7 separate regions of the Homo sapiens genome follow, and all the other regions are linked to region 1. A link is a contact called in ENCODE Hi-C or POLR2A ChIA-PET data. All regions are on one chromosome and are shown on one strand. Each heading gives the region's core, a stretch centred on a gene start or an enhancer-like site at or near the end of the contact. The rest is flanking DNA. Distances are from core to core; before and after follow the strand shown.

Evidence for each region. Hi-C counts contacts between places; a loop is a spot of excess contacts on that map. ChIA-PET counts read pairs that join two places held with the same protein, here RNA polymerase II (POLR2A). Pooled maps may share reads with other maps.
Region 2: a pooled map shows a loop between it and region 1 (3-fold over the local background). The contact joins the promoter of SERTAD2-AS1 here to the promoter of SPRED2 in region 1. A Hi-C loop is called at or near these places in 1 of 37 single-sample maps with no recorded cell type and 3 of 50 pooled maps. POLR2A ChIA-PET finds 5 or more read pairs at or near these places in 1 of 52 experiments (activated T-cell).
Region 3: a map of CD8-positive, alpha-beta T cell shows a loop between it and region 1 (25-fold over the local background). The contact joins the promoter of AFTPH here to the promoter of SPRED2 in region 1. A Hi-C loop is called at or near these places in 6 of 168 maps with a recorded cell type or tissue (CD4-positive, alpha-beta memory T cell, CD8-positive, alpha-beta T cell, PC-9 and 2 more), 3 of 37 single-sample maps with no recorded cell type and 21 of 50 pooled maps. POLR2A ChIA-PET finds 5 or more read pairs at or near these places in 1 of 52 experiments (H1).
Region 4: a loop to region 1 is called in a map of heart left ventricle, with 4 times the contacts of the local background. The contact joins the promoter of SERTAD2 here to the promoter of SPRED2 in region 1. A Hi-C loop is called at or near these places in 2 of 168 maps with a recorded cell type or tissue (gastrocnemius medialis and heart left ventricle), 4 of 37 single-sample maps with no recorded cell type and 11 of 50 pooled maps. POLR2A ChIA-PET finds 5 or more read pairs at or near these places in 1 of 52 experiments (HepG2).
Region 5: a map of ascending aorta shows a loop between it and region 1 (6-fold over the local background). The contact joins the promoter of LGALSL here to the promoter of SPRED2 in region 1. A Hi-C loop is called at or near these places in 1 of 168 maps with a recorded cell type or tissue (ascending aorta) and 5 of 50 pooled maps. POLR2A ChIA-PET finds 5 or more read pairs at or near these places in 1 of 52 experiments (activated CD4-positive, alpha-beta T cell).
Region 6: a loop to region 1 is called in a pooled map, with 4 times the contacts of the local background. The contact joins the enhancer-like site here to the promoter of SPRED2 in region 1. A Hi-C loop is called at or near these places in 1 of 37 single-sample maps with no recorded cell type and 3 of 50 pooled maps. POLR2A ChIA-PET finds 5 or more read pairs at or near these places in 1 of 52 experiments (Panc1).
Region 7: a pooled map shows a loop between it and region 1 (11-fold over the local background). The contact joins the enhancer-like site here to the promoter of SPRED2 in region 1. A Hi-C loop is called at or near these places in 15 of 37 single-sample maps with no recorded cell type and 9 of 50 pooled maps.

The regions. Positions count from the first base shown.
Region 1 is chr2:65,431,215-65,433,914 of GRCh38, reverse strand. It overlaps SPRED2 (sprouty related EVH1 domain containing 2), which reads left to right and starts at 1,316. Exons shown (of 6, transcript NM_181784.3): 1 at 1,316-1,953. The coding sequence starts at 1,928. RefSeq lists silencers at 1,414-1,613, 2,384-2,433, 2,464-2,700.
Region 2 is chr2:64,635,402-64,638,429 of GRCh38, reverse strand. It overlaps SERTAD2-AS1 (SERTAD2 antisense RNA 1), which reads right to left and starts at 1,506. Exons shown (of 2, transcript XR_940172.3): 1 at 1-1,506. SERTAD2 (SERTA domain containing 2) reads left to right here. Exons shown (of 2, transcript NM_014755.3): 2 at 1,555-3,028. The coding sequence starts at 1,559. The coding sequence ends at 2,503.
Region 3 is chr2:64,522,762-64,525,657 of GRCh38, reverse strand. It overlaps AFTPH (aftiphilin), which reads right to left and starts at 1,330. Exons shown (of 10, transcript NM_203437.4): 1 at 1,046-1,330. It overlaps AFTPH-DT (AFTPH divergent transcript), which reads left to right and starts at 1,503. Exons shown (of 1, transcript NR_136167.1): 1 at 1,503-2,896. MIR4434 (microRNA 4434) reads right to left here and starts at 145; the gene lies at 93-145. RefSeq lists enhancers at 451-951, 952-1,452, 1,554-1,773 and silencers at 824-1,073, 1,084-1,163, 1,194-1,353.
Region 4 is chr2:64,652,622-64,655,492 of GRCh38, reverse strand. It overlaps SERTAD2 (SERTA domain containing 2), which reads left to right and starts at 1,580. Exons shown (of 2, transcript NM_014755.3): 1 at 1,580-1,873. LOC124907776 reads right to left here and starts at 1,422. Exons shown (of 1, transcript XM_047446580.1): 1 at 270-1,422. The coding sequence starts at 1,213. The coding sequence ends at 782. RefSeq lists an enhancer at 6-165 and silencers at 947-1,766, 1,504-1,798, 1,907-2,236, 2,537-2,616.
Region 5 is chr2:64,452,905-64,455,796 of GRCh38, reverse strand. It overlaps LGALSL (galectin like), which reads right to left and starts at 1,635. Exons shown (of 5, transcript NM_014181.3): 1 at 1,216-1,635; 2 at 382-453; 3 at 120-208. The coding sequence starts at 1,251. LGALSL-DT (LGALSL divergent transcript) reads left to right here and starts at 919. Exons shown (of 3, transcript XR_002959392.2): 1 at 919-1,272. RefSeq lists silencers at 989-1,288, 1,379-1,448, 1,459-1,878.
Region 6 is chr2:64,729,182-64,732,177 of GRCh38, reverse strand. No RefSeq gene overlaps it. Among named protein-coding and RNA genes, the nearest start is that of SERTAD2, 77 kb to the right of the region's middle. Within about 2 kb of position 1,522, at least 33 of the 41 ENCODE cell types and tissues checked have a DNase peak (open chromatin) inside an H3K27ac peak, as active enhancers do.
Region 7 is chr2:64,913,794-64,916,650 of GRCh38, reverse strand. All of the region lies in intron 1 of LINC02245 (long intergenic non-protein coding RNA 2245), which reads left to right. Among named protein-coding and RNA genes, the nearest start is that of LINC02245, 17 kb to the left of the region's middle. RefSeq lists enhancers at 1-166, 1,080-1,159. Within about 2 kb of position 1,355, at least 6 of the 41 ENCODE cell types and tissues checked have a DNase peak (open chromatin) inside an H3K27ac peak, as active enhancers do.

The DNA of each region.
Region 1 (2,700 bases), core at 67-2,566:
GTCTCTTGTTTCTTTTTCTTTCTTTCTTTCTTCTTCTTTTTTTTTTTTTTTGAGATGGAGTTTTGCTCTTGTTGCCCAGGCTGGGGTGCAGTGGCACAATCTTGGCTCACCGCCACCTTCACCTCCTGGGGTCAAGCGATTCTCCTGCCTCAGCTCCCGAGTAGCTGGGATTACAGGCACGCGCCACCACGCCCGGCTAATTCTGTATTTTTAGTACAGACGATGTTTCACCATGTTGGTCAGGCTGGTCTCGAACTCCCGACCTCAGGTGATCTGCCCGCCTCGGCCTTCCAAAGTGCTGGGATTACAGGCGTGTGCCACCGCGCCCGGCCGGGGCTGCTTCTTAACGCGAGAAATTCCATAATTTCTACGGAAATGCAAACGTTTCTGGGCTGTGCTGGGTTGACCTTTTTCTTTGCATGAGTAATGATTCTTAAAAACATCCGTTCCTTGGCCGGGTGCGGTGGCCCATGCCTATAATCCCAGCACTTTGGGATGCCGAGGCAGGCGGATCACGAGGTCAAGAAATCGAGACCATCCTGGCCAACATGATGAAACCCCCTCCCTACTAAAAATACAAAAATTAGCTGGGCGTGGTGGCGCGCGCCTGTAGTCGCAGCTACTCGGGAGGCTGAGGCAGGAGAATCACTTGAACCCAGGAGGTGGAGGTTGCAGTGAGCCTAGATCGCGCCACTGCACTCCAGCCTGAGGACAGAGCGAGACTCCATCTCAAAACAAAACAAAACAAAAATCCATTCCTCTATTGAGACAAAAAAGAAAAAAAATCACAAGATTCACGTGAAACGGAAAAGCCTCTGCCTTTCAGAACCTTGGCAAAGTCGAACCCCCTCCCCTCTCTGGTTGGGTTGGGCTGGAGAAGCCAGCCCCTGGCACCTGCGCCGCCCCTACCTTCCCACCCCGCGGTGGGGGTAGTTGTGCCTCTGAGCCTGAGCACCTCTTCAGCTGTTTTACTCCCTCCCCTCCCTTGAGTTTCCCATCTCTGCCCCCGCCCAACCCCCCGATTTTTAATCTTGGTGTTTGGAAGGAGGGAGGGGGCAAAAACGGGAGCCAGATGTGTACGAGTCCTCCGCTCCCGCCTCCTCCCTCCTCTCGGGCTTCCTAAAACCCGGAGCCCTAATCAAGGAGGATTCGGAGCCAGACGGTCGCGGCGCAAGCAAACAACTCGGCTCCGCGGCTCCCCCGGGAGTGGAAGCCAGGAGGGAGGGGGAGAGGAAGCGGGGCGTGCTCAGTAGGCGGGACAAAGTTTTTTTTTTTTTCTTCTCCCTTTTTTTCGGTCGCAAGTAGGAAGCTTTTTGCACTCCACCACCTCTGGCCGCTGGGAAGACGTCATCGCTTCCGCCCTACTTCCTCCTCCTGTTGGCGGCGGTGAGAATCCAATATGGAGTAAATCGGTGGAGTCGAGAGATGGGGCTCGGACGGGGCGCCCTGCACCGCCTCCCAGGCGCACCTCCCCCGGCCGCCGACCGCTCCCCGGAACCGTGATTGGCCCGGCCCCCCGGGGGCGACCCCGGACTGAGCCCCCCCACCCGCGGCCGGCGCTCTCCTCCTCCTCGCAGCAGTCCCTGCCGCTCCGAGGCGCGCTTGTTTTTCTCCTGCTCTCCCCCACCGCCGTCCCCTTCCCAAATCTCGCCCCCTCTGCCCGCTCCCGAGCCCCCGGAGCCTCCGCCCGCCTCTCCCCACGGCGCTGCGGCGTTCACTCCCCGCGCAGCCTGCCTTTGCACCCCTTCCCCCAAACCCTATCCCGCGCCCTGCTTCCCCTTCTGCTGCGGCGCCCTCTTCATCTCTAGCCGCCCCCCCTCCCCAAATCAGGCGATCTCCGGAGATGTGAAGAAGGGGGGCGAGCGGACAGGAAGATGAAGGGAGCAAAGCTGCCCGCCGCGGGACAGGCGTCTAGGTGAACAAGAAAATGACCGAAGAAACACACCCAGACGAGTAAGTTTGGTCGCGGGGTGGGACGAGGGTGCCCCTCAGGGGCAGCGTGGGGGCCGGGGCTGAGGATGCGGGCGGGGACGCTTATTGGGTGAACTTGGCGTGGGGTGCAGCGACTCGCTGACCTTTCGGCGTTGGGACGCGAGGCTTCCCTGCTTGTTGAAGTGAGGAGAGGGCAAAAACTGCTGCGGGCTGGCGGGCGCACGCCTAGGGTCGGCGGGCTGGTGGCAGCTCCGGGGGCCAAGGGCGTGCGGGTGACCTCCCGGCGGTCTCCGCTCCCTCTCGGAGGACTTACAGCTCCCCCGCCCCCGAAATCCTCGGCGGCTAGAGCGGAAGACCTGACACCCCCACTCCGGCTTCCCGGGGCTGGTGGGTTTTTGCACAGTGACTTTGTGACTCCCGCCGCCCCGCGAGCCCTGCAGTCCGCTCCGGAGCCCACTGGGGCCTAGGCTCCGCCATTTCGTTTTCTTGAATCGCTCTCATTTGCATACCACATTTTCATTCATAAAAAACACGGCGGAGCGAGAGGAGGACAGGCGCGGGCTGCGCGGGGGTCTGGTGCGCCAGGGTCCCCGCGCGGGCCGGCGTGCTGGAGCCGCCCGAGGGGCCCCGCGGCGCGTGAGTGCCTGTGCACGCGCTTGTGGCCGGCACACGCGTCCTGCGGGGTCGGGCGGCTCGGGGCGGACCGAGGCGTGTGCGGCGGGGGCGTGCGGGGCATCGCGCTGGGGGCGCGCGTGTGTGTGTGTGTAT
Region 2 (3,028 bases), core at 257-2,756, 800 kb after region 1:
GCCTTATTTCTTTAGGTCGAGACTTGAAATTCAAAATGGTGATCAGGTGTAGGAGGGGCTATTTAGCCTCTTGAAGGCCAGGGTGTTCATGTGGGACTCCCCACTGGGCCTGGCCAAATGCCTATGACAGTGTAGATGTGGATAAGTTATTAAAGGATTGAATGAGGTGTGATCAATCAGCTGAAGCAGTTCATTAAAAGGTAAGTGGCATTTAGAAGAGAAATTGAATAACTACAAAGCAGTTGCCTGTATATGAAGACATGAGAGTGAGTCACACTGAGGACAGGATTAGCAGGAGTCCCTGAGAGTGCTGTAGCTGGAGGCGGGGACGGTGAGGGAGCAAGCATGGGCCTGGCTTCATTCGAACCACGATCCTGGTCCGAACACCAAAAGACAGGTTTCTTGTTAAATGGTTAGAAAGTGAGATCTTTGAGGCAAAGGCTAATGAACTTGAGATTGTTCTGTTTAGACAGTAGAAGTTCTGAAAGGAGGTTGTGACGATGTCACATGATCTTGGAAAGTTGGAAGGCCCACTCCCCAGAAGGTGACAACCAGTTGATAAAATGTATTCACTAAGGCCAGAGCAAGAGAGGACACAGCCTGGCCTGTGAGCAGCAGGCAAGATGGGGCAGGAGTTCCTGGCTGCAGTTTTAAAATTCAACCCATTACCAGATTCTCAGGGTCTGAGATATGAGGTCATGGTTTCCTCAAAATATGCATGTATCTCTGGAATCACAGGAGGTAGTTTGTTAGGAAATGTCTCGAGTACCCAAACAGCAATGCTTATAATCAGAGCTAATTACTTCAAAATTAATCCAGTTGTCTTCAAACATAACTGTGTGTGGATGAAGTTGAGCCAAGGAAGAACTTAGGCTGGGACATACGCATTCCTCCCCTTGATTCTAAATGAAAAGTGGCGGCGGCTCAGTCACTGTGGTCATTTAACACAGGTGCAGTGCTTCACCACATGTCCCCAACCAGGCAGAAAGACTCCGTGCTTAATGAGGAAGGAAAAGCATTTTGAAAGCACACACAGTTCTACCCAAATTATACATGTTACCTTTCTTTAACTTGGTTCTTTTAATCCTTTAAGAAGTGCTCAAGCTGTAATCTATGACACCTGTATCTGTTTAGGTCATAGCATTGTAAGTGTTTTCTTGGGCTTTAAAAATAAATCTACGTGGGGGAGGGAAATCGAACCTGCATGATAATCTTAGGCATGCGAACACAAGCACATGAGCTGAGAAAGTCAAAATCATGGTTTCCATGGTAATTCTTAACTTGTCTGTGTCGTACACATTTCTCAAGAAATACACTCACCAGACTACCTAGTGATAAAAATTGCTCCACAGGCATACAAAGGTGGATTTTCTAACTCTCTCTTATTGTAAAAGGTCTTCCTTCCTCCCACCCCTAATTAATCCACGTGTACTTGTAAATAACCCTGGGCAGGAAACTGAGGTCCAAGTCCTGCCCTCTAAATCAGTCTCTTTTTTTATGGGAGAAATCAGCTTTCATGTGATTAATGCCATTTCCTCTCTCTCCCCTCTGCAGATATATGTTGGGTAAAGGAGGAAAACGGAAGTTTGATGAGCATGAAGATGGGCTGGAAGGCAAAATCGTGTCTCCCTGTGACGGTCCATCCAAGGTGTCTTACACCTTACAGCGCCAGACTATCTTCAACATTTCCCTTATGAAACTCTATAACCACAGGCCCCTGACAGAGCCCAGCTTGCAAAAGACCGTTTTAATTAACAACATGTTGAGGCGGATCCAGGAGGAACTCAAACAGGAAGGCAGCCTGAGGCCCATGTTCACCCCCTCCTCCCAGCCCACCACCGAGCCCAGCGACAGCTACCGAGAGGCCCCGCCGGCCTTCAGCCACCTGGCGTCCCCGTCCTCCCACCCCTGCGACCTCGGAAGCACTACGCCCCTGGAGGCCTGCCTCACCCCGGCCTCACTGCTCGAGGACGACGATGACACGTTTTGCACCTCCCAGGCCATGCAGCCCACGGCTCCCACCAAACTGTCACCTCCAGCCCTCTTGCCAGAAAAGGACAGTTTCTCCTCTGCCTTGGACGAGATCGAGGAGCTCTGTCCCACATCTACCTCCACAGAGGCGGCCACGGCTGCGACTGACAGTGTGAAAGGGACCTCCAGCGAGGCTGGCACCCAGAAACTCGACGGTCCTCAAGAGAGCCGCGCAGATGACTCAAAACTGATGGACTCTCTGCCTGGGAATTTTGAAATAACGACGTCCACGGGTTTCCTGACAGACTTGACCCTGGATGACATCCTGTTTGCTGACATTGATACGTCCATGTATGATTTTGACCCCTGCACTTCCTCATCAGGGACAGCCTCAAAAATGGCCCCTGTGTCTGCCGACGACCTCCTCAAAACTCTGGCTCCTTACAGCAGTCAGCCTGTCACCCCAAGTCAGCCTTTCAAAATGGACCTCACAGAGCTGGACCACATCATGGAGGTGCTTGTTGGGTCCTAAGACCCAGGGACCCAGCGACTATGCCCACCCAGACCCCAGAGCGTTCCCATAACCCTGACAGTTCTCCACACTGTGCATGCACCCTTGCTTGCCTTTTTCAGAGAAAAAGAAAATTTTACAACAGGATCACACTAGTTTTTGCTTTGAGCAGAGTTGGAGTGCCTTCATCCAAGTATGACCACTTTTAATACACTTTTTTGAGTGGTTCCTCAGAGACCTACTACCCTGGTATAGGAAAGAATCCATTTGAAGACAATGTTGCAATGTTGAATGACAAAAATAAACAGTTCAAGTGAAGCACAAGGATTAAGTTGGAAAAGCTGTAAATTGCATGTGCATATTTGTCTATTTTTTCTATAAGTTTTATTGCAAGAGGTAAAGAAGAAAACTATATATATATATCTTATTTAGATAATCTCAGTACCTTTTCTGGCATTTTTGCCCTGTATAGGTTGACTTGGCAATTCGGCCTTTTTAGAGGCATTAACTACTCCTCGTAAGTGTTGCATTTACATGGCTGTTTAG
Region 3 (2,896 bases), core at 81-2,580, 910 kb after region 1:
GAAAGCAACAATTAAGTGTAGCATCAAAGATAAACTCTGTGTCTCCCCTCCACCAAATAAAATCCTCGGAATAGGAGGTGGAAGGAAGACTTACACTGTAGGAAAAGTTGAAAACCAAAGTTCTACTTTACTTCTCCTAAAGTGAGAACTTTGAAACGGAACCATTACTTTTGTTTCATCCCCCCGCCCAGTAAAAAATTTACATGTATGAGTCAGTTCTTCCCTCGGCCCCAACAGAAAAGATTCAGTATAACCAAGCTATAACTTGCACAAAGCAACAAGGAAAAAAAAACCTTGCTATCCCCATTACTTTCCTAATAGAGCAAGGACCCTACCACCCCTCACTCCATACTCTGCCTCTGCCCCAAGCAAGACGCAGCACCTGCCAAACCAGGCACTTAAGGAATATGGTCCAACTTTTCAAACGCAAACTGGAGAGGAGACGCAGATAATTTCTTGAAGAGTGCAAGAAGACAGCAGAAAAGGTACTCTGAGGAAGGGATGCGTGAGCTTTGGGGCTGTCCCCTCTGCCTGTTGGAGGATTCCAAATTCGCTTGCTTCAGAGACCCTTGGAAGCAGCACACTCAGGTCGCGGCCAGCCTCGGGCCTCGGTGAAGGAGGCAGTGTTTACACCTGTCACGAGGGAGGGGGAAGGAGAGCGAAGAAGCCCAAGCAAAGCCCCAAACTTCTGAACAGCTCCCTGGAGAACGCAGCCAGCGCGGAGCTTTGGGAGGTGGAAGCAAAGGGGCAGGGAGAGCCGGCGGTGGCCGGGGAGGGAAGGACTCCCACTTACCCGGCCGGTGCCCGGGATGGCGAGGAGGGGGCCGTGCGCTTCGGGCGCCACCAGCGGCGTTCCCGCACTCGCCGCAGAAGAGAGCAGAGCCGGGAGCCCGCAGGCCCGCAGAGCCAGCTCCGTCCTCACAGCTCCCGGCTCCGCGGCGGGCAGATGCTCCCGGCCCGGGTGAGGGTCTGGCTGCTGGGCCGGGCCTGGTCCCCGCACCCTCTTTCCCCGGCGCAGCTAGGGGAGCGGAGCGGCGGCGCTTACCTGGCTCCTTCGGGGCGGCTGCGATGGGCATGGCTCAGGGGCCCGGGGAGGAACTGACTCCCCGGGGAAGGACCGTCTATTCCGACGCGGAACTGGTGAGAGCGGAAGGCCGGCTGCTCACAGCCCTGTCAGCGCAGCAGCACCATGGACGCCCACCCGGAGTTTCACCGCTGCCGCGGGACCCCCATCCCACTACCCTCCGCCCTCTTCCGCCGCCGCCGCCGCCTCCTCCACCTCCTCCGCGGAGACCCCCCGCCCACTCCACACACTCTCCCATCATGCAGCGGGGGAACCGCTGCCGCCGACACGTCACTTCCGGGCGCAGGTGGCTAGGTCGGGACCGGGCGCTGGTGGGTGCTGTGGGGTGGGGGAGGACACTCCAGGGGAATTGGTGTCACAGAACGCTTATCCCTGCGCAGGCGCTGTCGTGCAGAGCGCCGACCGCCATTTTGGGTGCGGGCAAGCTGCCCTTTCCTTTTACTTCCTTGCGAGTCATAGAGCTGTAGGGGGATAGACGTCTTCCCGCACTCAGGCGCCGGTTGAGGCTGCGCTCCTGGCGAAGGACAGGTGCTCCTTTCAGCCGGTTAACGTTCAGCTCAAGACCGGATTAAGTCTCTTGCTCTCCAAATAAAATTGTAAAGGTTTGGAAATATAGAACCACATTTTTACCAAAAACCTACTAGAGAGCATTCGTCAGCTTGCCCTTTTCGCCCCGAAAAACGACTTTTTCATTCACAGCCTGTCTCTTCCTCTTTTTAAATTTATGCCGACAGAGGAAGAAGCTGATATTTAACAAATAACAAGAGGTTGCGATAAATAGAATTTAAGGTGGGAAAGCAGCCGCCAAACTGACAAATCGTCTTCGAGACCGACAAGAAAATAGTAGTCCGGAATTTGGCTAATGGATGGAGAAGGTGGTCGTTTTTCATAGACCCTTACGGAGAATATCTAGTGAAGCTAAAGAGATCACCATAAACTTATGCATTCAAACGCATTTCTGGAACAGAGGTCGTAACCGATTTTGTTTCCATCATCAGTCCTGAACAGTTGATTATTTATATAATCAACTGTTATTTATATAAAGGTAATAAAAATATTACCTTTCCTCCTCCTTTACAATGAATATCTGTTAGAACACCTGCCAGTGTAACAATCAGACTACAAGGCTACAGGATTATGATTACTGTCTCGGATGATGAGCCCGGGGTCCTACAAATCATGACCCCCGCCGGCCCCTCATTCTGCCCATATTTGCCAAACGTCTGCATCAGTAATTTGAATAATTTAAAATAGTTCCAAAACAGCAAAGCTCAGCAGTTACGCAAAGAAACAAGAATGGAAAACATCCCCTCAGGCACAGAGAAGTGTCCACCCCTTTGGGTGGAGGAATTATACAAATCAGGAGAAAGATAAGGACAATAGCAGTTCATCACGATTTATCCCGCCTCTGCAATGTTCTAGACAAATTAACTCGGAGCGCTCCAATGGACCCGCATTTGTCTCTTTACTATTCAATCGCTGTAAGATATACGGAGACTGCATCACTTTAAATGGGAGTATCAATTGCTTTGTGGTTATGCTGGATTTTGTGTTATTGCTCAGTCACTAAAGTAAGAAAAATCTATATGGCTTGTCAAATTTATGCCTATTGTATTTCGCCCCCTGCTGGTTTAGCTCGTGTGCAAGCTTGAATTTGTGTGTGTGTAGAAACTAGAAATTGATTTTAAACGAACACATGCTTGTTTTCATTTTACAGCTCTACTAAACAGAAATATCAAAATAAGAACATATGACTAGACCTTAAAGCAGACCCTACACTAAGAACATGTTTAAACTAAATGAATTTAAACT
Region 4 (2,871 bases), core at 331-2,830, 780 kb after region 1:
GAACTCTGGAAATGAAAAATATCTTCGCTTCACAGCAAAATGTTTGAATGTTATGCCACTCAGGCGCAAACTGAGCAAGACCTGCAGAGGGCCGGTGAGCACAGCTTCCATAATATGTCATTTTGAATGCCATTATAATGAGACTTTGCAAAGATATCCACAAATAATTAGCTTTTGGCTTAGGTTATACTGTATAAGACTTTAATTATACTGAGGGTCCAGTAAAAACCTTTTCCATCCTCCTTAAAGATAAAACAAGAAGCGTTGTCTCCTCTATCAACATTTCAGCACAAGTTTAATTTCGATGAGATCATCAATTTGATTGATAACAAATCATTACAGAACAGTTTAAACAAGTCTAAATTTCTCTTGATGTTAACGACTTACAATCGCCTTTATGTTAGGTCTTAAAGCTTTATTATTCTTAAATACAACTAGTATAGTGGACCATTAAACTCCAAAGTGATCTGAAATGATATTGATTGGGGTGGCAGCCAAAATTTTAAGGTGCCTGCCTGCATTGCCTTTTACATCTTGACGCTGAATGCACGTGTAATTTTTAAAATAATCATTAATTTTCCAGTGGAACCATCTATCTGGCCTCTTTCCCTAGTGCTCTTAAATTCTCACCATTTGGGCATACACACATTCTCTTCCAACTAGTATAAATTTCCCTGGTAAATTTAAGTAGTTCCAAGCATAAGCTTACTCCACGGGAGGGAAAGGCTATCAATGTGAAACTTGTGGGCAGAGGACTGCGCCTCCGACCTGGCTGCGTCTCCTAGCTTGGCTTCCCTCCTGCCGGGTCTGCACCGAGCCCCGGCCGGCCCCGAAGGATGCAACTCGTTCGGTCCGGCTCCCAAAGTGCCGTGGACTTGGTGACCCACTTCTCGTGTCGGGCTGAGGCCACGCGGGCAAGGGACTTTTTCTGTCCCCGGCTCACGGCTGGAGCCCCCATCCTGCCGTTCGGACCAGTGCGGGCCTCGGAGGAGTGTCCCGCAGCGGACCCCCGCCCAGGAACCCCTGCAGGCAGCGAGACGGGCGCCCGGGCCAGCTCTCTGCCCCTCGCCCCCCGCGGGGACCCTGCCCGCCCCGCTGACCGGCCCCACGTTGCCAAATAGCTCAAATGCTTGTCATATTTGCGGTCGCGCGGCTCCGCGGGCTGTGCACGCGCTGCACTCGCCGCCGCCTTTGTCACCAGCCGCTTCGTCATTCGCCTGAGCACTTCTAGAGTGTGTAGGGGGCGTTACTAGTGGCAGTGGTGGTCCTCGGGCCGGAGTGTCTCCTTCTGTCTCCCCTCCTCTTTCAGCCCGTCCTTACGAGAAAATCAGGGGCGCGCCGGCCCGGCAGGGAGCTGGGGGCGGCGCTGCCACCAGGCGCCCACTGCGCCCCGCCGCCCCTTCCTGCTCCTCCTGCGGCCGCGGCCGGCCGCGGCCGGCCCCGGCCTTTATCGCGCCTCCCGGGACCGCCGGGGAGAGGCGGGCCGGGGCGGGGCCGGCGGGGGCGGGGTCGGGCGGCCAGGGGCGGGGCCTGCGGCGCCGGGGCCCGGAGCTCGCGGGAGGCTCGCGGGCCGCACGTCACTCCTGCACGGCGAGTGCTGGAGCACGACGTACCGCTCGCTCGGTCAGGGCGCCCCCTCCGCCCGCCTCCTGCTTCCTCCTCCGCTGCCTGCCGCCGCCGCCTCCACCATTGTATAATGCTCGGGGCGCGCAGGCAGAGAACGGCGGAGTCTTAGCTTCAGCCTCGCCTGCTGCCCGCTCCCCGGCGCCACCCTCGGGCCCCTGGAGCGGGGCACTCCGCATGGAGCGGGAGTAGCTGAGGAGTGGGCGGAAACCCCTCCTGATGCGTTAGTTCCCAGGTGGAGCTGCATGTGGTAAGTTCTCCCGGCGTCGGGCTGGAGGGGATCCGCGGGCGCGGGGGGCTCCGGGTGGATGGGGGGCCGGTGTTGGGACTCGGCCAGGGCTGGGAGAGCCCGGAGGGCGGAGGAGGGGCCGGGCGCCGCCGCGGGAGGGAGCCGGGGACGGAGCAGGTACGGGAGGAGCGCTCCCTCCCGCGGCCCCGGTCCGGGCCCCGCGCTCTCGGACCCCCGGCGCCTGCGGGCTGAGCCGCTGGGGGGCAGGGCCGGGGTCAGGAGGGGGTCGGGAGCTCGGAGAGCCGAGCGGCGGGCGGGGGCGCCTGGAGCTGTCGCCTCTACAGCTGGGATGTGTGTGCGCGTTGTGGCGGTTGTGTTGTTGTGAACGTGCGAGACTTTTTTTAAGGCTCGGATTGCTGGCGCGAAGGCTGCTTCACTTTTGAGTTCCGTGGCCGGGTTTGCATCCAACTTACTGTAGTGCGTTTTTGTGAATTTCCCGGTGTTTTTTTTAATAATGTTGAAAACCTTCCTCTCCACCCTCTTTTCTTTCGTCCATGCCCAAATGAATTGATTTGGGATCTACATGTATATTAAACTTAACGTCTCGTTGGTTTTTAAGTTAGAAATCTACAAGTCATCTTCGTGGTAACCGCCTATGACTGAAAGGGAGGGGGCTGAGGGGAGCCAGCTGTCCCAAGCCCTAGACTTTGTACCAGTAAGAGAGGGGGTGTCGTCACAGGGCCACTACATGGACAGAAAATCGTATTTTGTTTTGTTTTCTTGGCTATAAGTTACCTTTAGCAGAAGTGGTAGTAATAGATTGCGATGGGAGTCGAGTTTTAGGTTTAGTTTCTAAGTTTCACGAAAATATCAGGTATAGTTTGCATTGGAATAACTTTTTGCTTGCAAGCCGAGTCGTTTCAGGAGGTAGAAAGTAAGTTTTCACAGACACTGAATGGGGAGGACAGTCAGCAGAGTGAGACAGCCAGCCTCAGACCACAGCAGTTTTTATTTGAATC
Region 5 (2,892 bases), core at 386-2,885, 980 kb after region 1:
GCACTGGCAACTAGCAACACTGTCCACAAGGAGAGGAAGAGGAGTGCTAAACCACAACAGAAGTGGGCAGGGCTCAGCCACAGCCTGATAGTTCTGTCCTGACAAAGACTCTGCCTTACCTCTCTGGGTTGAGGTCTACGATGCCCATCACTAACACCTTCTTGCCTGGTCTCATGCCACCTTTAATGTGCCCACAAAATGGAACTATCTGAAAAGGGTGGGAGAAGAAAAATGAATTTTACAGCCTGTTAGGGAAAAGCCAAGACCTCAGACCCTGAAGGCCTGACCCACTGGAAAATGCAATAAACAAATGAATAAAATTTTAAAAAGCAATGAGAAAGGAGGAAGGTACAGGCAGAGACACAGAGCAAAATCATTTACCAGTCGTGGGAAGTACACGTCCGCTTGAACTGGAGAGCTCAAAGAGTTGTTTAAATGGCCATCATCTAGTTTCTAAAAATAGAAGTACACAGATTGGCTTTCCATGGGCTCTTTTTTGGGGGGCTGGAGGAAGAACCCACACAGATGTGGTGGAATCCAGCAGCCTTCCACATGCACACAGTGTCTGCAGATGATGCCTCTTCACCGTCTCTTAGATAATCTCATCACCCCCGAACAAAACCCATCCTTTCCACCCGGTAGTTAAGCCTCTGAAGATCCGCAGACCCTTCAGATCCAGATCAAAATCAAGGTCGAGGTCCACCGAAGAGCCAGAGCCCCACGCCGGAGGAGGGCAGGCCCCTCTCCAACCGTAAACGCTTCTGGAAGCGCGGTGGGCCAGGCCTGTCCTTCGGGACGTGACTGAAGTGCAGCGGCCGTGCTCAACTTCTCTCGGGAGCCCCGGGCGCCGACCCATTTCCAAGGGGGAATCCCCGGTACGTCGGGGGCGGTGGCGGGGCGCGCGCCCCGGACACACTCACCCACGCGCACACCTGGCTGGCGGTTGCACGGCACAGAGGGGGCTGTCGGGCGTCCCTACCCGCCATCCTCCCCAAACTCCCTCCCCAGCCCAGAGCCCCGCAGCCCGGGAGCCTCTCCAGCCCCTAACACCGGCCGCGCGCAGCCAGCGGCTGCTAACAGGTACCGGGCGCCTTCCCACGCGCCGGGCGCCGGCCGGGCCTGCGGCTGCTCAGCACCCCAGCACTGCTGGAGCAGGCGGCGGCGGAGTGCGGGACGGCGGGGAGGGGCGCCTCGCGCGCGCCCTGCCACACTCACCACCACGGCATCGCTGTCGGCCACTGATCCCGCCATCTTCTTGCCCGGCGCGGCGGGGTACGTGGGACGCGGCGCGCGGGCGGGGATCCCGGGGCTGTCCTGCGCGGGGCGGGGGCGGGGGCGCGGGTCCGAGCTGGCGGCGGGCGCGCGCACACACGAGGGGGCGCGCGCGCGCGCGCCCGGGGCCCGGCGCCGACCTGGCAGGCAGAGCCTGGGAGGAGGGGAGGGGAGGGAGGCAGCGCGAGCTGGGAGGGCGAAGGTGCTTGCCGCGGCCCAGAACGGCCCCGGACCCGGGCCGACGGGGCTGCTTGCTGCCGCTGCCGCTGCCGCTGCCCGACCAAGAAAAGTGGCGAGGGCCGTGCCGCGTCGGCCCTGGGCAGCATTTAAAGGCCTCCGGGGCCCGGCTCGGGAACCGGGAACAGGGCGGGGACCCGGCGGGGCTGCCGCGGCTTGCTCAGCGGGCCCTGCCCCTCGGCCATTGGACGGTGGCGGAGGCCGGGGCGGGAGGGACGGGCCTGTCCGGGTCCGGGAGGGCGGGGGCCCTGTCGGCTCTCACCGGCCAGAGGGTGGGCAGGGCCGGGGCTGGAGAAGTGAGGGCCCGAGCCGGTCAGGTGACAGGTGCTCGTGCCACCCGCGCCCCTCCCTCCAGCCTCCTTCCTCCTGCCACGTCCTGGGCGCTGGTGGGGCGATGGGAGGCGAGGTCGAGGGAAGATTGGGTGCTGGGGGTGGTATTCCAGAGTGGGAGACTTGGCAGGATTTCTTTCAGAGAATTCCAACAAAATCGGGGGAAGGATTCATTCTGCTCTCTAGGGCAGAAAGAGAATGGAAGGTCTGAAGGCTTGCAGAAATAAATGTGTGACCTGAAAGAACGAAGCAGAGAGGACTCAAGGTAGGGACCTTTCTATCCCAGGAGGCTAGATACAGAAAGGTCGCTCTTCCCTGTGGAAGGACAGGCAGGTCTAGGGGTCCCTGGACTCTCTCGAGCAGGAGTCAAAGCCTTACCAAATCAAAGTGGGCGCAGTCACTGTCCTCAGAGAGCCTCCATTGAGCCCTGTTTTTAACAAGTCACTTGCCCAGTCTGGGGTAGTCAGCTTCTCACTGAAAATCTCCTCATACCCTTTGTGGAGTACTTCCCAGGGGATACACACCTCTTTTATTCAAGCCAGAAATTCCTTTATGGCATTTCCACACTAGGACGATTATGTAACTTCTCAGATAAAGCTGTATCAACATATCCTCTATTAGGTGACATCCTTGGCTGAAACATTCCATTGCATGAATCACCGGGGCGTTCTATGCTAATAAGCAGGGAGCATGTGTGACCTACTGCAGTCCCAGAGGGCCCCTCAGAGGCTCCTTTTTTTTTTTTTTTTTTTTTTTTTAAATTGAGACGGAGTCTCCCTCTGTGGCCCAGGCTGGAGTGCAGTGGCGCGATCTCAGCTCACTGCAACCTTCGCCGCCCGGGGAGGCTTCTTTCTTCTAGTCACTGCAATTGGCTGTGTGGCCTAGAACATCAATGTGGCTTTTGTGTCTTAGTTTTCCCTTTATGGACCAGAGCTAATGATGGTAATCTCAGTTGAGCAGGGAGAATTACCTGCACACGCCTGTAAGCCTCACTCATATCCTCTGGAAGTGGTTCTTGAACTAGATAGAGGCTAAAGCGCAGTACGCTTGTGG
Region 6 (2,996 bases), core at 273-2,772, 700 kb after region 1:
TGACAGCCATTTTCAAGTATAATCTGAAACTACTTCCACATTTTTCTACAAAGGTGTTTGGCATCTGGATTAGCACTTATGTTGGGGAGGAACCCTGGGATAGATAGCTCTTTAGGTTTCTTGACGTGTTTAGGATATGTGGCTAATGTTACTTGCTGGCACCAACCCTGAAAAAGTTGAACTGGTGTCATACTTTTTATGCTCCTGTTATGTCTAACTATAAAATGAAGGAAGTGCTCATGGCACTTCCCCCTTATTTAGTGAGTTCTCCTCCGCAGCTCTCAGAGGAGATGGCCAGGGTCCGGCTGAATGCGCAGTCCATGTTTCTGTTCTTTTCTAGTTCCTGTAATGTAATGTTGCATAAAACTTTCACTCGTTGTCTTCTTTTTTTCTTATGTCCTCTTAAAAATTGAAAAGTAGTATTTTCTATTATCATCACCATTTCTCATACACTGAGAATAAGGACCATCTTGGCTAAGTGTTTGACCTAGGATTATATGTAATGAACTGCAGAGCCAAAAACAGAACTTGGGATTCTTTCTGGGCTTCATTTTATTCCTGAGCCATAGTTTCTCCTTTCTTCAGCTACACTTAAAACAGGACCAAAGAAACTAATTTCCAGGGACCAAGAATATTTCCCACATCTCTTCCATCTCTTCTTCAGTGTTCCAGTGTTAGGATTTACACGAGATTTATTGTCTGAGGTAAAGTTTCATTGCCAGTTATAAACACGATCCGCTCCCATATTATTCCTGATTTGACTGCTGTCCCAGAAGGTGATGGATAGTTGAAGAAAGATTATAATGAAAGCAGCCCCTATTTTCTTTTTTGCCCTCTAAATTTGATTTAACAGGCTGCTTTCTGCCAGGAAATTTCATGAATGGGCAAATGTTAATAAGCCAGATTTTTTTCCTGTTTATAGTAATAAATGTAACAAAATATCTCCCCAAAGTGGATTCAGTTAGACTATGTTAGTACTTGAGTGAGTACTTCCTGAACTTATAGGAGGAAGCAACTGCAACCACTCTGAAAATGAAGTGGTTCCTATAAAACTTGGTTACTGCAGTCTGAATATATTTCATGCTTTGAAATATTTTGTCCATAGTTCTTTTGTTAGTGAATGTAGAGCTTGAGGAGAGTTCTGTAAAAACTAGAATCAACTGTTTTGCTTTCAAAATGCTTTTTAAAAATCAAACTGAGGATAAAGTTGCCGAATGACAGGTTTTCCCCGCTTTCAGAGTAACAAAAGTGAAAGTTGCATTTTGATCAATTTTGCTTAGTCTTCTTAGTGAAATCGTAAGATCCAAAGTACATGCTGTTGTGCACACACCAAGCAGTTAAGCAGTTTTGTTGTTTTAGTGCCGCTGAACGTGAACTGGTGCATGTCCACACATGCCACGCATAAAGAGTCCATTCTTGCTCACGTGCAGACTGAGAAGCCTGGCCATAGAGGTCTTGGGCTCAGTGGAAATTGGCAGCCTCTCTTCTCCTGTAAACAACAGCCTGACGTCACCCCATGCAGTGGTGATAGCAGACCCACTTCAGAGATTCCCAATTGACAGAGCTGTGGAAGGGCTGGCTTTGATCATCTTCAGTCACGCTTGAGTGAATGCAATGCAGAGAAATTTGTTAATGTCAGAAATACTGGAGTAGCCCTTTAAAACTGTTTTTAAAATACTTATCTGTGAATTTTCACATGTAATCCCAACAACAAATCTGTGTGATCAGCAAGAGAATTGTGGCTATTCCTATGTTAGAAATGTGCCAATTCAAGTCCAGAGAATAAAAAAGTTAGTAAATGGTGGTGGAATGACTGAAATTCAGGCCTTCTAAACCCTGCCTTGTCTCTCTTTCCACTATATTAAATAATTTCTGTAGAATAGTAATTGTTAATTGTTCCATTCTGCTATTTCCTCTCCCATCTAAAATGTGTGGGGTGATGATTTATGAGTTTTCTTTTTTTCCCCAGTCAAGACATCTGTGCATTAACATCAGATACACTCTTTCTGCATTTGGGAACTCCTAGACAATAAGGTAACCCACTCCTCTGCTTCTGAGAGAGCCTTTGAAAAATCTAACATAAGCCTACACTCACAACTTAATTGGAAAGATTTATTAACAAGATGATCCTGTTGCTCATTTGGCTTCTGAAAGCTACATAAAATTGAGAGGATGAATCGTCGTAATTCTTTTGTGTTGTTAACTGGAAGAGACAAAACCAACATGAAAGGACTGCTCTATTAGTTAGAAATCAGAATTTTATTGGGGGAGGAGGAGAAAGTTGAATAGCCACTGGTGAAAATATAACTTATTTGTTATATGAAATAGTTGTCTTTTCTCATGTGCCCACTTCTGGTTTATTTTCAGGCAGTTACAAAAAGTAGAAAAAGAACTATTACCTTCCATGATTTATATAGTTGCATATATGATTTGGGAATACTTCAGGCTGTAGGTAGCTCTTGGTTTTCTGTTTGTGACTAAGTTAGTTTTTCAGGGTGACATTAAGAATAGGCAGGAAGAGTGCTTAGATATCTGTGGATTATCCATAGTGAAGTATGTGGACCTTCTCTGCTGAATGCCCGGAACTTGGAGCAGCTCACCTGGGAGGTGTATGTTTAGGGAATACAAATTTATGTTGATTTTAGTTTACCCTAGACTGAAAATGTATTAACATCCTATACATTAAAGCAAATGTAGTTTTAAAAAATAAACGGCTTTTTAAAATGTACTTTGGCAGATAGCAAGCACTCAAAAAAAAGAGTTTTAAATAAAGCTGTGATAATCAGAAGTTAATTATTTAGCAACCTCAGTAAGCTAGCATCTATACAATAGTTGACTAAAATATACCCAAGAGAAAAAGTACATTTGGGCTGGGCGCGGTGGCTCACGCCTGTAATCCTAGCACTTTGGGGGGCCGAAGCAGGAGGATCACCTGAGGTCAGGAGTTCGACACCAGCCTGGCCAACATGGTGAAACCCCGCTTCTACTAAAAATAC
Region 7 (2,857 bases), core at 106-2,605, 520 kb after region 1:
TGGACCACACTTGGAGAGGTGAGGCCCTAGAGCAGCTGTCCAGTAGAACTTTCTGTGATGGTGGAAGTGCTCTAACTCTGCGCTGTGTCATACATCGCCACTGGCTGCAGGTGCTATGGAGCACCTGAAACATGGCTACTGCAACAGAGAAATACATTTTAATTTTAGTTCATTTAAATTAATTTGAATTTAGCCACATGCACATAGTGGCCTCCATACTGGATAGTGCAACATCCATCATGAGTGGGGGCTCAGGCTTGTCATTCAAGAGCCAAAATACCATGGTAGGTTAAAGCAAGACTATATAGGGTAACAAATTTTTGGAGTCATTAGAGATAGTATATTCAACACTGCTGTTTTACATATAAGGAAACTGGCCAGAGAGGCAAAGTGACTTGTTGCAGAGCCACAGAGCTGTTCCTGGCAGAGGGAAGGCTTCAGGTTCAAGGACAGCATTCTCCCTACCATGCCACATTTTGTTCTAGGCCCACTGACCTTCAAAAGAAAAATGTACATTTCCAATTTTGGGAAATCCAAGCTGGGTGTGGTGACATGTGCCTGTAGTTCCAGGTGCCCAAAAAGCTGAGCTGGGAGGATCATTTGAGCCTGGGAGGTTGAGGCTGCAATGAGCCGTGATTGCACCACTGCACTCCAGCTTGGGCGACAGAAGGAGACCTTGTCTCTAAAAAAAAATAATAATAAAAAAAAATAAAAGAAAGAAAATCCTCTATAAACAAAATGTAGCTGTTGGTAATAGTCAAATGCTATTTATTACTTTATACAACGTTTGAGGCAGTTAACCAGGTTTAAATGTTATCCAATTTCCTGAGGGAATTAACTGATTTTTGGCTACATTTGCAAGACCTGCATCACACGAAAAGAATCATCCCTTTTTATGGGATGTTTTGCAACACGAAGTTCTCTGGCAAAACCAAATTAAGACCAACCCCTGTTCAGGCCTCCCTGGTGTGTAGCTGGTGTCTTACCACATGGACTTCAGTGGGTACAGGTGTGCAAAGCAGTGATGGTACTCAGACAGACAACTGAACAGGTTGTTCTGTATCACACTGGAATGAAGGATTTACTTGATCTTTGAAAACATTTTTTTTCTGGTTGTAAGGCAATATATGTACATTATATAGAACTTGAAAATTGCGGGGAAAATACTGTGTTAGTTATTTGTTGTTGTGTAACAGGTTATCTCCAAAACCCAGCAGCTTAAAATATCAAACATCTGTTATCTCACTATCACTGAGAGCAGCTCAGCCAGGTGGTTCTTTTCTTCCTCTTTTATGGTCTCGTCTGAAATATGCTGGGTAGTTCTGACTCAGGGAGTCTCAAGAGGTTGCAGTCCAGATGTTGTCAGGGCTATTCTCATGTGAAGCCTTGGCAGGTTGCAGGATCTGCTGCTTTTTCAGCGTTGTGATCATAGCTCACTGCTGCCTTGAACTCCTGGGCTCAAGTAATTCTCTAGCCTCAGCCTCCCAACTAGCTGGGACTACAGATGGATTGCATCAGTGGCCTGCTAGGGTCTGGTTCTAAGCTCACTCATGTGGCTGTTGGCAGGAGGCCATGGCTGGGCCCCTCTATAGTGCTTCTCAGGACAAAATTTCCCTTAAGAATAAATGATGTGAGAGAAAGAGCAAGAGAGACAGTGTCCAAGATGGAAACTACAGCCCTTTATATAGCCTCAGTGGGGAGTGACGAACCTTCACTTCTGCTGTATTCTATAGGTCACCCAAACTCGCCCTGTTACAGAGTGGGAGAGGGCCACACAAAGGTCATGAGTACCAGAGGTGGGGTCGAAAATAAAACTCACCTGCAACCTCACTCTCCATAAACAATCACCGTGACATTATGAGGTGATTCCATATACATCTATTTACATGTACAGATTTTTTTCTGACTCTTACTTCATATGTTATTGTCCATATTTCCCCTCTATCTCCCTTTTCAGATGGAAATCCAGCTTTATTTAACCTCCTTTCCCTGAGGAAGAGGTACATTCAATGTTTATTATTATTATTATTACTTTGAGACAAAGACTTGCTCTGTCGCCCAGGCTGGAGTGCAGTGGTGTGATCTCGGCTCACTGCAACCTCCGCCTCCCGGGTTTAAGCAATTTTCGTGCTTCAGCCTCCTGAGTAGCTGGGACTATGAGCACGCATCACCACACCCGGCTAATTTTTGAAATTTTTTTTTTTTTTTTAGTAGAGACGGGGTTTCACCAGGTTGTCCAGGCTGGTTTCTGGTTTCCATGTTGCTGGTATCCCCTTATTCGATTATTTCAGCAAGGCTGATGTACTTCTTCCTCTTGAAAAACTTAAACTCATTCAAGAGTATGTGTTCTGAGGGGCAGGTGGGAGAGAAGGAAGAAGGCAGAAAGGAGAGGTGAGAATGGGGGGTGGGTGGTGTGGCAAGACTTCCGGGGTGACGCTGCAGAGGGTGCCTCTGAGGAATCGAGTCTCCGGGCCCACCAAGATTGATTCGTGTACCCCAGCCAGATGGGGGGCTTCCACGGACTGTGTGGAGTGGAAGAAGGCTGTATCCATGGACTCAAAAATCACAGGAGAATGCCAGTGTTTTGCAGCTATGGACGAGAGACCCCAGCACAACCATGGCAGTGGGAAACCCTAAAAATAACTGGGGACAAATTTTTATCAGGATGAATGAGAGCTCAGAGGCAGGACTAAGTTGATTAAAAGGAAATAAAGGAATCAAATATGTCTTGCCCATATAGTTTGTGGACTTATTCATACCTGCTACACACACACACACACACACACACACACACACACACACAACATTCTTTTCAAACTGTCATTTGTAGTCTTATTTTTGTATCTACCTTTTTTTC